Regions from separate parts of the Homo sapiens genome. Here region 1 is linked to region 2. The links are chromatin loops, found by intact Hi-C in ENCODE. Cell type or tissue: heart right ventricle. All regions are shown on one strand. Each heading gives the region's core, and the rest is flanking DNA. Links, peaks and the distances in the headings are about the cores only.

What was found. A loop is a pair of places that touch in the nucleus more often than their neighbours do. Peaks named below come from ENCODE experiments on the same cell type or tissue, not always from the same donor. Only the 100,000 strongest peaks of a DNase experiment are listed, where the experiment ranks them.
Region 1: it touches region 2 in a loop (8-fold over the local background); 49 of 110 quality-filtered maps call a loop at or near these places.

The regions. Positions count from the first base shown.
Region 1 is chr16:57,369,229-57,373,500 of GRCh38, forward strand. CX3CL1 (C-X3-C motif chemokine ligand 1) reads left to right here and starts at 3,262. Exons shown (of 3, transcript NM_002996.6): 1 at 3,262-3,410. The coding sequence starts at 3,341. In heart right ventricle, for the core only: a CTCF peak has its summit at 3,268; a DNase peak (open chromatin) is centred at 3,213; H3K4me3 peaks cover 1,531 bases; H3K27ac peaks cover 2,161 bases.
Region 2 is chr16:57,299,510-57,302,009 of GRCh38, forward strand. TRL-CAG2-1 (tRNA-Leu (anticodon CAG) 2-1) reads left to right here and starts at 442; the gene lies at 442-524. TRL-CAG2-2 (tRNA-Leu (anticodon CAG) 2-2) reads right to left here and starts at 1,053; the gene lies at 971-1,053. RefSeq lists enhancers at 166-295, 706-765 and silencers at 416-625, 916-1,085. In heart right ventricle, for the core only: CTCF peaks have their summits at 252 and 1,226; DNase peaks (open chromatin) are centred at 422 and 1,132; H3K4me3 peaks cover 1,967 bases; H3K27ac peaks cover 2,280 bases.

The sequences.
Region 1 (4,272 bases), core at 1,773-4,272, 71 kb after region 2:
AACCTCTGCCTCCCGAGTTCAAGCAATTCTCTCCCAGCCTCCCAAGTAGCTGAGATTACAGGCACCCGCCACCACACTCAGCTAATTTTTTGTATTTTTAGTAGAGACGGGGTTTCACCATGTTGGCCAGGCTGGTCTCCAACTCCTGAGCTCTGGTGATCCACCCACCTCGGCCTCCCAAAGTGCTGGGATTATAGGCGTGAGCCACTGCGCCCAGCCATTGGTGGAGATTTGAAAGTCTTTGTACGATTCTTTCTTTTGTATTGTTGAATATTTTCCAAAACAGAAATTTTAAAGAGACAAAGCAAAATTCTGCCCATCTTCAGATGGAAAGATCATCTCTCTCACCCACCTTTCTTGTTTCCCCAACAAGCATGCAGTTCTCCCTTCCTGCCCGAGCCCACAGCCTCTAGCCCTCTGGTAGGGCTGGCAACTTCTCTCTCCTACTGAGCTACAGCTCCTGGGGGCAAGGACTTCAGCTCACTTGCCTTTGTGTCCCCCATCCCACCACATTGCCTGGCACACACCGGGCTCAATAACAGATACTAATGCCTCCTGCGTGCCAGGCACTGTGAAAGTCCTTAGTTTTATTCACTGTCGTGGTGGCTTGATGAGGTGGCTGTTTGCATCCCATTTTACATATAGGGAAGCTGAAATGCAGAGAGAGGTTAAGTCACTTGCCCAAGGGAACACCCCTTATCCGTGGTGGAGTCCTGCTGATGTATTTATTTATTTTTTTTCAGATAGGGTCCCACTCTGTGCCCAAGCTGGAGTGCAGTGGCATGATCATGGCTCAATGCAGCCTCAACCTCCCCAGGCTCACTTGATCCTTCCACTTTAGCCTCCTGAGCAGCTGGGACTGCAGGCACAGGCCACCACACTAATTTTCGTATATTTTTTGTAGGGAGGGGGTTTCACCATGTTTGTAGAGAGGGGGTTTTGCCAGGCTGGTCTCAGATTCCCGGGAATCTGCCTCTGCCTCCTGCCTCGGCCTCCCAAAGTGCTGGGATTACAGGTGTGAGCCACCACATCCGGCCTGGAGTCCTGTTTAGCCTTGGGTCTGGCTAGCCTGAAAGCCTGGTTATTGTGTCCAAATTAAATCTAAATTCAGTTCTTAACATCCTAATGAGATAGATGGGGGTGATCATTCCCATTTTATGGGAGTAGAAGCTGGACCTGGGGAGGGTAGAGGGTGTCCAAAGGGTCAAATGAGGAAAAGCAGAGCCGTGCTTTGCATTTTCGCTTCTATTTTATGCCAGGCTCTGTCCCGTACCCTATGGACATAAACTCACTTAGTCTTCACATTGGTCCTCGCAGTGAGGGTGGAGGCAGGTGGTGGACCCTACTGGTCTTGAGCTCAGACCTCAGAGCCAGCTGGCTGGGACGAATCCAGGATCCCTCATTTCCTGGCTGGTGAACCTAAGAAAATGTCTTTTTTTTTTTTTTTTTTTAGACAGAGTCTCACTCTGTCACCCAGGCTAGAGTGCAGTGGCGTGATCTTGGCTCACTGCAACCCTCTGCCTCCCAGGTTCAAGCGATTCTCCTGCCTCAGCCTCCCAAGTAGCTGGGATTACAGGTGTGCACCACACCCAGCTAATTTTTGTATTTTTAGTAGAGACGAGGTTTCACCGTGTTGGCCAGGCTGGCCTCGAACTCCTGACCTCAGGTGATCCACCCACCTCAGCCTCCCAAAGTGCTGGGATTACAGGCGTGAGCCATCGCACTCGGCCTCCTCCTCTGTTCTTACATGAACAGAGCAGAAAGAACACGACCTCAGTTTTTATCCCTCCTTGTCCCTCTCTGGGCCTCAGTTTCACCAGTTATAAAAAGAGGGATTGGACATTGGGAATGAGAAGGCTACTAGCTTCCCATGTGCACAGGCCAGGACAGATTCTCTGAGCATGAGTGGACCTTGGCTCCTGCCAAGGGTGTTCCGCTACTTCAAGAAGTATCTAGCCTCCTAACCCCTAACCCCATGCACCAGGCAGCCCATTGGGTTGGGTGGGGGGGCGGGGGGGGGTGGTTGAGGAGAGAGAGGTCCCTGGCCTTGGGATCTGTGGCCCCTCTGCCCAGCCCAACTGGCTCATAGCGTGGGATGCTGGCTCCACAACTGGTTTCCCTCAGATTGGCAGCCTGGAGACACCAGTACAGCTCAGTCCTATACCAAGGCAGAGCTGCTGACTCTTCTGGAGTCTCAGGGATTGTTGCCACTGCCTTTAGGGAAGGCTGCCATGAAGGCAGACTGTGTTCTAATGTGCTCCCAAGGCTGGCAAGCCTCTGCACCCTTCGGTGAGAGCCTGTTGGAGGGCCGGTGCTGGGAAGCCCTCTCCCCATTGCACTAGCCCAATGCTCTCTTTGGGCAGATAGAGAACTCAGGCCCCACGAGAGGCAAGCCTTATCCAAGCCACGGCTACAGAGTTGAGGAGCCAAGAGCCACAGAGTTATCGGGGATGGGTTGGCAGCCACCTTGTTCTTTGGGCTAACAGGGGCCAGAGCAGAGGTGGGAGTGGGTGCAAAGCAGGGAGCGGGAGACCGGGAGGTGGAGGCAGGGAGGCCAGGGCTCTCTCCTGGGTCCTGAGCTGTCCACATTCTGCTCATCATGGTGGTGGGAGGGGAGTTCTCCACTCTGATGCTGTGGATAACCTGGGGTGGCTCCGGGCCTCAGTTTCCCCATCTATCCATATGAAGTTGGACTCAATCCTTCTTTCAGCAGACCCTGCACCAAGCCCCTGCTGACTTCAGGCTCCCTGCTGGGCTCTGGAGATGCATAGATCAACAAGGTCCCCCAGGAGCTTGGGATTCTAAGAGGGGAAATTTAGGGGTCCATCCTGATGTGGGCGAGGCATTCTCTGGATCAAAGAAGAGCTTGTCAGACCCAGGATGGAGGGGCCCTGAGTCTCTCCCGGCCCCTTGGCGCCCCGCTCTCTATTCCACGGCCTGCTGGCCTTTTGTGTGTTGCCCACTTAGGATCAAGGGCCCCAGGCCAGATCCTAGGGCATGTTCCCAGCTTGTGGCAGGAGAGGAGGCCTTTGTACCCAGGCAGGCCCAGTCCAGCCTCCCGGGGAAGGTCCCAGTATGACAAGCCTAGGATGGTGAGAAGCCCAGGGACACAAAGCCGGCTTGGTTCCTTGGCAACATCCTGAGGAATCCAGCGGCTGCACACTGGCTCCCTTCCTCTCCCCTCCCACCCTCCTGCCTGCGGGGGCTGGAGGCGGAGGCAGCCAACCCCATTATAAAAAGCCACAGATCTCTGGCGGCGGCAAGGGGACAGCACTGAGCTCTGCCGCCTGGCTCTAGCCGCCTGCCTGGCCCCCGCCGGGACTCTTGCCCACCCTCAGCCATGGCTCCGATATCTCTGTCGTGGCTGCTCCGCTTGGCCACCTTCTGCCATCTGACTGTCCTGCTGGCTGGTAAGTGGGGCTTGACTTGGGCACAAACAGGGTAGGGAGCCCCCAGCCCCTTGTCTATCCCTCAAGCCTGACATCAGGGGCCCCAGACCCTGCCTGGGTAAAGCTCAAGGCCGGTGGCAGCCGCTTCCCCAGGGATGTGCGAGAGGGGGCTGGGCACCTCGCTTCCCCCAGATGCAGCGCTGGACAGATTTCCAGTTGCCAGCGACCGCCCTGCCTGGCCCAGCGAGCAAAGTGGCTGTGCCTGGAAGCACAGAGAGGTGGTGTGGGTGGCATAAGGGAGCCAGGTGTGGGTGTGCCAGGAGGGCGGGGGTGGAGAGAGCCTGCAGAAGCTCCTGCTGGGCACTGGGGTGGGAGGCCCTGGCTGACAGTGGCTGGCTCTTTCCATCAAGCGTTAATGTGTAACCCGCAGCCCTGGCCCTGGGCCAGGCCACAGTTGGGACTTTCTCCTGTCCTGTTTTCAAAGCCCCCAGGATTAGGGGGCCCAGGACCAGTGAAGGTCAAGGTCACTGCAGCTCATGGTTGGGGCTTGCCACTGCTGTGCTAGTCTATAGCCCCAGTTGCTCTGCCTGTGTCTACCCGTCATGCTGTCTTCCTCCTCCAAGCACAGTGTAGAAAATGCTTTTGCCTCTAGTCACTTGCTTACTGAAGCCCAGGACCTGGTAGGGGTACATAATTAACCATCCTACCTGATATGGATAAGATGGAGGCCCAGAGAGGTTTAGAAACTGGCCTGACAATGCACAGCCAGCAAGTAGGGCAGGAGAAGGTAAGACACATGGGACTGAATGCAGGAGAGAGCACAGATGCACACTCACCACCTCTGTGGGCCACATCACCTCCATGAACCGCTAGCCAGCCCCCT
Region 2 (2,500 bases), core at 1-2,500:
AGGAGCGGATGACAAAAACCTTATAGAGCGTCCTCCTTCCAACAATAATTCTCCAAACCCCGCCCCCTACTCCGCCAGTGCCCCATTCACAGCCCGAAACATCCGACCGGTATTAGTAATAGTTCATAATACCACCACTTGAGGCTCAGAGCCTGGGCAGGCAGCTAGAATTTAGCAACGTTATTTCGTTTTCATTGTGTTTATTTCTGTTGATGGTAAGGGAAACTGATTTTCCATTTAAATTATCTGTGTATTCAGTTGAAAGCGCCAGTTTGACCACAGCAGTGAGTCTCGCTGCACCGGATGGGTTTGGTTGTGGATAACCTAAGCTGCAGGCCGGACTCGGAACTGCCCGGGACACCGCCTCTGGGTTCTGAGTCCCGAGCGTCGTTGAAGCATGAGAGGAACTACATCAGACCCCAAAATAGTCTCTCCTAGGAAGTCAGGATGGCCGAGCGGTCTAAGGCGCTGCGTTCAGGTCGCAGTCTCCCCTGGAGGCGTGGGTTCGAATCCCACTTCTGACAAGCGCTCTTTTCCGGTATTTCAGAAGAGAAATCTTCGACGACCGCACACCAAGAGAGGCCCTCAAACACAGAGGACCGTACGTTTTACACACAATCCAAAGTCTAAATGAATGTCTGTGGGGAAGAAAAAGTCTGACAGGACGTGGTCGTGTGATTCTGAACTCCCAACTTCGGAGGAGGTTGAGGCGGGAGGATGTCGCCACCACACTCCAGCTTAGGCGACAGAGCGAGATTCTTTTTTAAAAAAGAAAATGCTCGTTAATAAGAAAATACTCGTTTTGTAAAACAATTAAGATTATGCGAACATATACGCACAAGACATCATAACCTCATTGATCTGTAAAAGAATAAAAAAAGATTATAAGAACATATACACAGAACACATACACACAAGACATCATAACCTCACTGATCTGCGGTGTTGATGAGGAAAAGTAATTGAGCTCTGTCAGAAGTGGGATTCGAACCCACGCCTCCAGGGGAGACTGCGACCTGAACGCAGCGCCTTAGACCGCTCGGCCATCCTGACTGCTTGCAGTGTGTGGCGCATAAAGCCTCTTCACAAGTTCTGCAATATGCGCATGCGTAGTGGGCAGCGAAGACCCACTCCTAGTTGTCCGCCCGGCGTTGGGTGGAGCGAGATACACTCACTTGCTCCAATGGGCGTGGAGAGATGGGACAAGGAAGGTCAGCGCGATGCACCTAGGCGACGCCAGAGGGTGCGCAAGGCCTACTAGAGAAGGCCGAGACCGAAGACTGTTACTTCAATACACATGCATTCGTGCCTCCAGCCTGTATTCATTCTGCATTCATACATGTACTATCATGTCAGCTTTGATTCCTGAAATCTGCAAGCAACCTTGCATTTCCCTTGTGCACAATGCAATCAAGTCCGTATACCTGCACTGATTCGCAGACATTTCCGTGGGCTGGCGCCCAATCTAGGTAAAGCCCAGGTATTGCAAGGCCGCCTGGCACTCTTACCGCGCTCTCCTTCCGAATACTCGCCCCAGCTGCAGCTTCACATTTGTATATGTGTTATAATTCATTTACTCAGGCTCCGGGATAGAACGAGGCCTGCAGCTGCACAGCCAGACCCGCCCTATTCCTATGTCCCCAGTGCCCAAACCGTACCCGGCACACAGTAGGTACGCAGGGAAGATCCCATGGATTCATTCTTCCCTCGCTTCCTCCTTCCTGCATCCCCTCATTTCGTGACTCATCTCTCTTTTCCTGGCCCCCGCGGCATCTTCCTCTCTTCCCTTCCACCCCCTCTAGGCTTACGCACGCCGCGCACAGGCTGTTTCCAGGGACCAGAAGACCTCGGTACCGAGAGGGTGCCCTTCTCCAGAAGGATTTCTAGGATCTCAGGGGGCTGGGCCGCTGACCTGGTGTGTAACAATTACACATTAATTAATGAATTCCCTCATTAATGACTCATATTCCTACAATGGCAGCTGCTGCCCCTCTCTGTACACAGGCACTAGAAGAGAGGGTCCAAGACCCTCGAACATCTCTGAGCCAACTTTGGAGTCCAGGGGTCAGGCCTAGAAGGTGTGAGCAGTGGGGTCACATTAACCTCTTAGTGCCCTCGGACTTGTCTGAGATGGTATCACAGAGCGGCCTCGGCCAGAGAACAGCAGCACTTACCACCCTTGGATTAGATTCCCTTGAGATGCTTGGAGCTTGGGATGCAGCCCCATGGGGGTGGGCAGAGGTCCTGGTTATCTGAAAGACAATGAAATCCTCCTCTTTCCCTGTCCCAAATGTCCTCTCCTCATTGACTGCCAGAATTCTTTCCTTTAGGTTTAGCACTAAACTCTTTTGTGTCCTCTTCTAAAATACAAATTGCCCTGGAAGCTGGAAAGAAAGTCAACAAACATTTATTAAGCACTTGCTATGTGCCACTCTTCTAGATGCTGTGAACAAAACAGAATTTCCACTCTCAAGATACATTCAGGCATGGAGCGAAGGGA